Regions from separate parts of the Homo sapiens genome. Here region 2 is linked to region 1. The links are chromatin contacts, found by Hi-C or POLR2A ChIA-PET in ENCODE. All regions are on one chromosome and are shown on one strand. The core of a region is the stretch at or near the end of the contact, and the rest is flanking DNA. Distances in the headings are between cores, read along the strand shown.

What was found. Hi-C counts contacts between places; a loop is a spot of excess contacts on that map. ChIA-PET counts read pairs that join two places held with the same protein, here RNA polymerase II (POLR2A). Pooled maps may share reads with other maps.
Region 2: a loop to region 1 is called in a map of endothelial cell of umbilical vein, with 2.8 times the contacts of the local background. The contact joins the promoter of ZFHX3 here to the enhancer-like site in region 1. A Hi-C loop is called at or near these places in 1 of 168 maps with a recorded cell type or tissue (endothelial cell of umbilical vein) and 1 of 50 pooled maps. POLR2A ChIA-PET finds 5 or more read pairs at or near these places in 2 of 52 experiments (BJ and PC-9).

Annotation. Positions count from the first base shown.
Region 1 is chr16:72,289,771-72,294,234 of GRCh38, reverse strand. It overlaps LINC01572 (long intergenic non-protein coding RNA 1572), which reads left to right. Exons shown (of 14, transcript NR_126330.2): 10 at 2,822-3,065; 11 at 3,628-3,785. Among named protein-coding and RNA genes, the nearest start is that of PMFBP1, 120 kb to the right of the region's middle. RefSeq lists an enhancer at 2,523-3,722. Within about 2 kb of position 2,599, at least 5 of the 41 ENCODE cell types and tissues checked have a DNase peak (open chromatin) inside an H3K27ac peak, as active enhancers do; they include PC-9 and endothelial cell of umbilical vein, where a contact is called at or near this core.
Region 2 is chr16:73,045,719-73,050,905 of GRCh38, reverse strand. ZFHX3 (zinc finger homeobox 3) reads left to right here and starts at 2,778. Exons shown (of 10, transcript NM_006885.4): 1 at 2,778-3,154. It overlaps LOC124903719 (a long non-coding RNA gene), which reads right to left and starts at 3,328. Exons shown (of 2, transcript XR_007065116.1): 1 at 3,106-3,328; 2 at 118-780. RefSeq lists enhancers at 1,877-2,412, 2,949-3,484 and a silencer at 2,338-3,187.

The DNA of each region.
Region 1 (4,464 bases), core at 1,350-3,849:
AATTAGGATACTTCAAGGAGAAATGTAATTGGGGGGAGCATTAGAAATGATCTAGTCCAGGCTCCCTATTTACTAGTAATGCAGTGAACAGACAGCCCAGTGTTGGAAGTCAAGTCTCCAGACTTATTGGGCATAACAACTATGATTATTTTTACTTTACTAATAGTTTGGGATTATCCACAAAGGCCATTTGCTGTTAAAACTGTATTTTATCCTTCATTTTTTTTGTTTTTGAATTCAACAAATGTGCCTGGCATGTGCTAGGAACTCAGAAGACGAGTATGTTTGACTGGTGAGTTCCACTTACCCTAATTATAGCGCAGGTGTCAATATGTCAGTAACTCCCAAAGCCCAGTAGCCTGATAATGTTGCCGAGAACCTCATGTGCCAAGGATTTATTCATCTTTCTGAGTCTGAGGTCTGATTAGCAAATGAAGTTTGATCTGGATGTATGTGTGGTTATGGGTATGTCTATGTGTAAGAGCTATTTTTAAAATATGTTTATTTATTAAATAGAGAATATATCCTTAGAGTTCAAAAAGCAAAGTACAAAAGGATCACAGTGAAAATCCTGTTTCTACCCACCTTATTCCCTTTCCCAAAGGCAAGGCATGTTGTCAGTTTTTGTGTACTCTTTTAGATATTCCATACATATACGAACAAATACTAATACATGTGTATGCTCCTCTGTCCAATTTTACACAAACAGCACCCTACGCAACCTGTTCTCCACCTTTTTTTTTTTTTCATTTTACAATGTATTCTGTTCATAGATATTAAGACCTTTCTGGACCCCTCCTGTCATTATTTTATTTTCCTGCAATGGTTACAAAGAAAGAATTTCTGTTTAGGAGAATACTCAACGTTTTCATAGCTTCATGATATCCCGTTGTGTGGACAAACCATTGTTAATGTAACCAGCATCCTACTGATGGCCATTTAAGTAGTTTCTAATCTTTTTTCATTACAAAACTGCAATGAGTAGCCTTCTACATGTGCCATTTTACATGCGTGCAGGCATATCTGTAGGATAAATTCATAGAACTGGACTTGCTAGGTAAAAGGGTAGCTGCATGTAATTTTAGTGGGTCTTGGAAAATTGCATTCCATAGAGTTTGTGCCACTTTCCACTTCCACCATTAATGTATGAAATAAACCTATTTTACCACACCTTCACAAGTTCATTGTATTATCAATAGTTTGGGGGTTTTGCAAATATATTAAATACAAAACGGTATCTCAGTGTGGAGTTAATTTGTGTTTCTCTTACTGTGAGTGAGATTGTTTCCTTAATATGATTAAAAGTAATTTTATTTCTTTTCCTATAAACTATTTCCCTGTTTTCCATTAGGTTATTAGACTTTTATATATTGATTTATAGGAGCTTCTTATACATATGTTATAGAAATTAGCCCTTTGTCTGTTATATGAATTATAAATTTTTCCTGGTTTGTCATTTTTCTGTTTACTTATGATGATTTTTTTCATATAGAAATTTGTTTTAGTTTTATGATGATGAATTTATAAATCCTTATGTTTTGACTTCTGGGTTGTGTGTTATATTTAGAAAAGACTTCTATCCAACATTATTTTAAAAAATTCTCTCATTATTTCTTCTAGTAATTTTATGGGCCTATTTGTAGTATTTTTATTTATCTGAATTTATTGTGGAACATTTGATGCATTGTTGGATGTTGTCCCGGCACCATTTTGCCATCATCAAGTGAATGCCATTTGTATTTATTCGTCTAGTACAACTTAAATCAAAATATTGCTGTCAATTTCCAAATGAAATAAATATTGATTGAATTCCTACTATGTGCAAGGCATAATATCATGTTTTCTTTCTAATTTTTTTCTTCAAGAATAAATAGAGACAGGATTTTAAGGCCAGAGATCCAGGAACTTCCTCTGATAGGTTAAAAAAAATCTTTAGCGATAGTCTCTTCATATCAGTAGGAACTGAATAGAGCCATATTCAGTGAGACAATAAGCTAGTCAAAACTGCAAGCAGAGAAAAGAAAACATAAATGATTATTTATAGGTATGAGCTTTCCTTGTAACCAGGGAAGGAAAATGAAATAGATAACAGGAGAGATTGTCAAAGACCACAATATCTATGAACATATGATGCTACAATATGAAGACCATAGCTATGAACACTATGTAAACATTCACTTGAAATAGAGCTTGTGAAATGGAGCTCAAAACGGCTTAGTACTAAGAGATTCTAAAATAAGTCATTATCTTTTAAGTATACTTTCCTTTGGCATGAGAAAGACTATCATAAAGACTATAAACCTTAAATGCTTCATTGAAACAATCATAGGAACCCTATGACTCAGCTATTGATGAACTGTTCCTCCAGACTTCCTTTACCACAGCCTGTAATCACTGGCTGCTCTTCTGCCTAAGAGCTATTATGCTTCTAGCTAGAATTTAATTATCTGATTTTTGGAACATCATTGGAATCCATATCCTAGAAAAGTTTCTAATGAAAACCAAGTTGTACTGTTGCATGGATTCATAATGTGCATGTGTGTGTGATTCATCCATACAGAATGTTACAGAAATATTACTGGAAGGGGAAGAGACAGGAATAAGAGCCAGTGAGTATGAGTCACAGGCAGGGGAGAGAACAAAATGCAAGGAGAAAATATATAGGATCCCTGTTCTTTTAAAGAACACACAGAAACTGAGGATGAACAGGAAGGTGATGTTTACAGTTTCATACTGCCCATCTGTAGTGGGTTGAATAATGTCCCCCCAAAATTCTTGTCCACCCAGAATCTCAGAATGTGATCTTATTTGGTCTTTGCAGATGTAATTGGTTAAGATAAGATCATACTGGATGTGGATGGGTCCTAGATCTGACTGCTGATATCCTTATAAGAAGAAGAAAGGACACGCGGAGACTACAGTGATGTTGCCACAAGCCAAGAAATGCCAAGAATTTCGGGAGCCACCAGAAGATGGAAGAGGCAGGGAAAAATCCTCCCCTAAAGCCTTCAGAGAGAGCATAGCTCTGCCAACACCTTGATTCTGGACATCTAGCCTCTTAAACTGTAAGAAAGCACATTTCTGTTGTTTCAAGCCATCCAGTTTGTGGTAATTTGTTATGACAACCCTAGGAAACAAATACACCACCCTACAGAAACATCATATACCACCCTAAACAAAAGTCTTTCCTCTGTGTATCCTATCTGTCCTTTTCCCAGTGTGACATAAGTGAAAATATCCTCATAAGGTTAGTCTTTGGGCCTTCAGTTTTGCCAGGCCATATTGTGACCTGATACTCACTGGCTATAGTACTGTTAGCACTTTTTAAAATCGGTAAAATGCAGAGAATAATATCTGTATCCTTCATAAAGTTGTTTTTAATCAAGCGCTTTTGAAAGTAGAAAATACTATATTGATATAAACGTAATTATAAATACTGCAACTTCATAAATAGTAAGCTAAAATAGTTACTAGTCCAGACTTTTATTTGTATCAGTTGAATTTCACCCATAGTTACACATAAAAAATAGTATTTATTCTGATTTCCTTACATAAATTATCTATCTTGAGACAACAGGTCAAATACTTTCTTTCCAGGGCAGACCAATTAATAGTAAGTTTTCTTAGTCCTCAGGTGTCTCATTTCTTCTGTCTCAGAAGTCATGGATGTCAATGAAGATATGGAATTCACTTATTCATTCTTATAAATATTACTTAGTGTCCTTGTGCTTGGCACTGTGCTTGGTCATTGAGATCTACTGTTCAAAAGCAAGATAACATACAGGGTAAGGTGATGGGGACTGCCTCTGAGGTGCGTAGTCTCTGAGAAAATGGTATTTGAGCAAACACCTAAAGGACAAGAGGTGGGGTAGACCTTGCTGGGTAGACCTTGACAAAGAGGTGGGATTTTAGTCAAAGTGCAATGGGAAGCCCTTGGAGGGTTTTGAGTGAGGGAGTGGCATTATCTGATTTCAGTGTAAAAGATGGAGCTGGCTGCTGTGGGGAGGGCTGATTGTAAGGTGCAAAGTGGAGGCAGGAAGGCCCTTTAGCAGGCTTCTGGGACATGCTATGATTGATGGTGGCTTGGAACAGGATGGTCTTGGGGTGGTGGGATGTGAATAGACCAGGACACATCTGGAGGAACAACAAGCAGATTCTGTGAATAGGTGGGATGTTAGAGTGGGGAAGAAATAAGTGGGGCTCAGATAACCTGACCTTTTCATCAGCAGCCCTGATTGAAAGCAGCCCCACTGGATACACCAAATTTTGCAAATCGTTATTGTCTCAAGTATCTGTCTCCTACCTGGTAAATCTGCATTCACTGCTGGAAGACAGATGAATGTGGTTGAGCTCAGTTACCTCATTTTGGCTGCTTAGAACAACTTGCTTTGAAGCCATGCAAAGAAAGAAGTTCTGTATTAGCACCTGCTCTTCTTAGGGCTCTGAATGACTTTGTCTCTATTT
Region 2 (5,187 bases), core at 1,529-4,028, 760 kb before region 1:
GAGTAGGGAAGGGGTTAGCGCTCCCTGATTTATTTTTAAATATTTATCCTTTCGGCTGTTGCCAATTACGCTTTCCAGATGAGACGAGACTGGGTATGGAGAACTGCGAGGGAAGAATTGCCTTTTCTGAGAGTGGGTTTATTTGTCAGCAGTGTTCAGGATGGAGCGATGAGAATGTCAGGCTGTCACTGCTGGGTAGGCCATGGGTTTAACATCAGGCAGCTGCCCTCCGAAGAGCCAGGGCTTCCAGAGCTGGAGGATAGAATTTGCAAGGAGTATTTCAGAGGAACTCCTGATTTCATATGTAAGTGCAGAAGTTGCCAATTCCCTCTGAAGAGGTATTGTTTTTATGAATAAGGAAAATGAGTTTTAGTAGAGGTGACACCCAGCTTGTGTGTAGTCCCTCATTTCCATAATGTACAGAGGCCATAGATCACCTGCCTGTGGATTACCTGTTAAATTTTTGCCTGGAACAAAGGCAGGCTTGACTAGGCCTCATCATGTGTGTAGCTGGTGCCAGATAAAGAAAAGGAACTCAGGGTCACTCTCAGTTCTACTTGTCAGGCCTCTCAAGTGCAGGAGGCAGGTTGCAGGGTCTGCCTCTTGGGACAGTGGCAGTATTAGGGCAGATCCCGTCCGGGCCTTCTGCCCAGGCAGTGCTGCATCCTCCCAGGTTACTTTAATAGCTTGTTCTTTGGGCTTTCTAGCTTTTATTTTATTGAAGGTATTTGTCTGTGGGCCTACCAGGATCATGATGTCACCAGATTACGAGGTTGTCCCCTGTTAATAAAAATGAAGATAAAGCAGCAAAATTAGATTTTCTGAGAGTATCAACATTTTCTTGTTGTCTTTAATTTATCCAGCAGGCCTTACCTATCCCAGGTAAGGAATCTTCGTTTTTCCGGAGAGATTGCCAGAGGCATCTCTGCGTTGTGGGCCACGTTGCTTGCGGTCCTGCTAGCATACGTCATCTTCATGTCTTATTCATAGTCACTTTTTCAATTAAATTATTAATTGTTTTCTTTAAGGTGTTCTCAACTTATATGGCCAATATAAATAACAGTGTGTTTTGAAAACACCACCTGTTCTTGGGCCTGAAGTCAGGTGGTCTGGAAGCAGCTCTGCAGTGACCATAGTCTGGTTTGCAAACTCATCCTCCACCTTCCCTGTTGGCTCTTAACTCCCCCCACCCGGCCCCCGTGCTCTCACGTGTGACTGAATTGGGCTTGTGCCCTCCTTTGTCCCTAATCGGACATGATTCCCTGGAGGCAGTCTTTTCTCCCAGGGCCTTAGCTGAAATAAATAAATAAATAAATAAATTTCCCCAGAATCTATTCTGGACTAAAATGTAGAAAGGGGCTGTCTGTACCCAACAGGTTAGATACTTACATTAATCTGAACCCAACTTACATTGTGCAAAAAGCCTTCTATACGGGGATGTGATGGTTTTCACCAGCTAAGCATCCCTTTTTCTCCCGAGTCAGTGTGTGCCTCATGCTAATACAATTCCATACATACTGCTCTTCGCCTCATGAGCTGATTATATTTCTAACACTTGCATGGTTCATTATTGTGCCCGAGGAAAAGACTCTCCAGGCTGTAAGGCCAGCCTGGGTGGGTGGTTTTCAGAAAGGGTAAAAGCAGGTGCCTTTCTGTGCTGTGAGAATCGGGAGTAAATTCAGACTGAGGGTGGGATTCTGACAGGGAGGACAGAGGACTTCCGGTGAGATTTCTTTGGGGCTGGCTTTCAGATGAGAATGGAAAAAGGTGGACTTGGGGAGATAGAAGGCGCCCAGCAATCGCTTTGACCAACTGGAAAAGGTGAACTTGGGGAGATAGAAAGGCGCCCAGCAATCACTTTGACCAACTGGGGTGGCCGCTTTAAATCTTACCCTGGCGGTAGGAACTCCCTGGGAAAGGGCACGATCTTTGCTATCTCTGCGGTGATGTGGCTTTATAAGGTGAGGCTAAGGAGCCTGGAGGCTTACATGGTAGACTGCATCTCCTTTTCTTCCCACTTCTTTTCTTCCTATCTTTCTAGTGATCTCTCCTTTTCTCTTTCTCTGGCCTCAAAAACTATCCTTAAACTCTCAACGGAGAGCAGGGGGATGTTTTTATAAGTTTCTGCAACTGAAAAACAGAAGTGCTCTGTAAAGCAGTTAATAGGATGGGTGTGTGTTTCCAATAAATTCCTGTCCACATTGGCTCCTGTCCCCATGCTTGAGTGGCCTGGCTGTGACGTGGACGGGGCCCAGGGAGCGATGGCTCCGGTTCGGAGGCCTCAGGCTCCTTTTAGTGGCCGAGGGCGCGTCCCTTTCTTCTCGCCCGATTCTAGGCCGGCCCCTGACCTTTGATGAGCGAGGGGTCAGCGCCTCCGGGAGGGCCTGGGCTTTGTTCCCGCCGGGGCCGGTTCCCGGGGCGGCGCAGGCCGAGCGGCGAGGGTTCCTGGCCCCAGGCGGGTGCGCGGGACCCCCGGCCTGCCCCAAGGCCCGCGCCCCAAGCGGAGCGAGCGCAGCTGAGCGCCCGGGTCCCGCGCGTCCCTGTGCGTCCCCGGGTCCCTGCGGGCGGGCGGGCGCGGTCGCCGCCGAGCAACCCGGCCTGCGCCCGGCACGACTGTAGATGTCAGGCTTTGCCCGGGGAGCCGAGCGGCAGCGGGGCTGTGAGTTTCAAATTAACCTTCCGCTTTGTTGCTGTGTAATGTGGATCCCCGAAGGCCCCCCGCCCCGCCCGCCCCCCTTCCCCGGGCGGTGCGCGCTGCAAACTGCGAGTTGGGCTTCATTTACATAAAGCGATTCCGGGCGGGCGGCGGCAGAGGAGGAGGCGGCGGCGGCGGGCAGGCCGGGGACCCGGACGCCAGCGCCGCGCCCCGTGGGTGAATCCCCGCCGCGTCCCGGGGACCTCCCTCCGGGGACGGGCCGACCGCCAGCCCTGCCGCCACCATGAGCTCCCCTCCCCTGTCTCCGGGCCCCCTGCTCCTGACCAGAGCCACCTCCGAGTCCTGGGGCCAGCGGGAGGTGGGGAGCATGCCGCCTGGGGTGGGTGAGCTCGGGGCTCGGGTGCCACTGGAATTTCCCGTTGTTGCGCATGGCGGCGCGGCCCCCGGACCTGCAAGTGCCGCCTCCCTCCGGAGGTGCGCGGAGGCTTGGTGTGCCAGGTGAGTGCAGCCTCCCTCCGGGTCCGCGCAGCCGGCCTGGAGCCGCGGGCAGGTGCTGCGAGTCTTGGCTGAACTTCCCATTCTCTTGGGGCGTGTGGGGGAAGGGCAGGCTGGATGCACTTGAACTCCCAGACTCCAGTTGCCACCTACCTAGGGTGAGAGCGCCTAAATTCTGCTGGGCACACAGTAAAGCTCTTCCTTCCTCCTTCCTTCCCTTCCCTCTGTCCTCCCCTCCCTCCTCCTTTCCTGAGTCTGCTTTTGGATTAGTTCCTGCCTTCTGAATACTTGTGGTACTGGTGTCATTTAGAAGTTTGGGTGCCTCCGCCTAAAAATGCACCCTTTTCAGCCCTGGAGAAGTCGCTGGTCAGTTCGAAACAATGTGAAGAATGCGCTTGTGGAGTAATTAAAGGGAGAATCAGAGTTTTGGAGCTGGAGGGCACCTTTGGAGATCATCTTGTCCACCCTCTAATTTTAGTTTTTTCGCACTCTTGGAAAAGTCAGAGCATTTATTTCCTTGGGCAGGGGCGGGGTGGGGAGCTGATGCAAAGGAGAGAGTCAAGATTTTTATCCTGTTAGGAGGAGGAATGCCTATGTTTAGGTCAGTAGCAGAAAAACAATAACAACAAAAAGAAGCATTGTAGGCTTGGAGGGAAACGAACCTTCTGGAAAATGTTCTTTTCTGCCTTGGACACACCTGTGTTATGATAGGAAAAGGCCTGGAGGGCAAAGACTGCAGCTCACGCATGGTGTGTGCTAAGAGGGAATTGCGTGGCACAGTGGTACCTCCTGTGTTAAACTGGCTTAAGTGAAAGCCGTGAGCAGGTGAATCCAGGAGGGTCATCCCTCCCCCCACCCTCTGTGTCATTTAACAGTCCTTGAAGACTCCCTAAAGCCACTGACAGAAAACCCCAGAGAGAACAGATGGCTCTGCCTGGGCACAGAAGGAAGGCCTCTCCTTCATACTGGGTCCTGCTTGTCAGAATGCACCAGGGCAAAGCCTTGAAGGTAGATTGTGAGAAAGTTACACATCATCTTATTTCTCTCTATGCTTTGAGATCCTTGGAGACAAGTCACTAAATAAATAGTGTATAATTTAAAGCTCACCCTAGCTGGGGAAACTCTGTTTCCTTGCCGTCAAGCAGCAGGTGCGAGTTTGTAGAGTTGGCCCCTCGAGTTCCCTCATTCCTGAATTCAGGAGGTGTCAAATCTTCACGTTCAGTTAATGGCTGTGGTTTCTGGATAGGTTTCAAGGGAAACCCTGAAAATCACGAGTTCCAGGAGGCTGGGCTGGAGGAGGACACGAGAGTGCTGTGGTGGGGACTGCATTGGGTAGGAAAACATACACCTTCCAAGGTAACCTGATCAAGAAAGGCCGTAGCAAGAAACATGAGTCTGCTCCTTGTTATCAGAACAGCCACTGGCAGCCTGAGATTCTGAATCCCTCTTGCTACTCAAACATGAAAAACAATGAAGGCAAAAGTGAGGTGTGAGGGAAGTCAGGAGACCACGGTTCCAAATAATTGAAGGGTTTCAAGAATGGGGTCTTCACAGAGAGGTACATACCTGGATGTTTGCACGCCTGTATTTGTGTTCATTCTGTTTTGCAGAGACCCTGCAGGCACCCTTTCAGAGAGTGTGTAGCTATGATGGCCAAAAGAAACTTTTTCTCTCTCCCTTTGCTAAATTACAGGACTAAGGAGTTCTCCTCATGGTGTTTCCAGCATAGTTTTCAGAAAGCATGTAAAGTGCCTCTCAGAGTGGGCTGGGGTCACAGTTGGCTCTTTTATTTAATTACACAAGTGTTATTTAACAACATGGAGCAGATGCAGAAGCGAGCACTTTTAGACTTTAAAAACAGCCCTTTCAGAATCACAAGGAATTAAGTGACTTGGAGACCTTCTGTCTTTATGACATGGGTCACTTCCCTCTCTCAACAACCCCCCCCCACTTTTTTTTTTTTTTTTGAAATGGCTGTACTTTCTATGAAATAGAGCTACTGTTTTCCATTTCTCCTGAAAACAGTGTTGATGAAC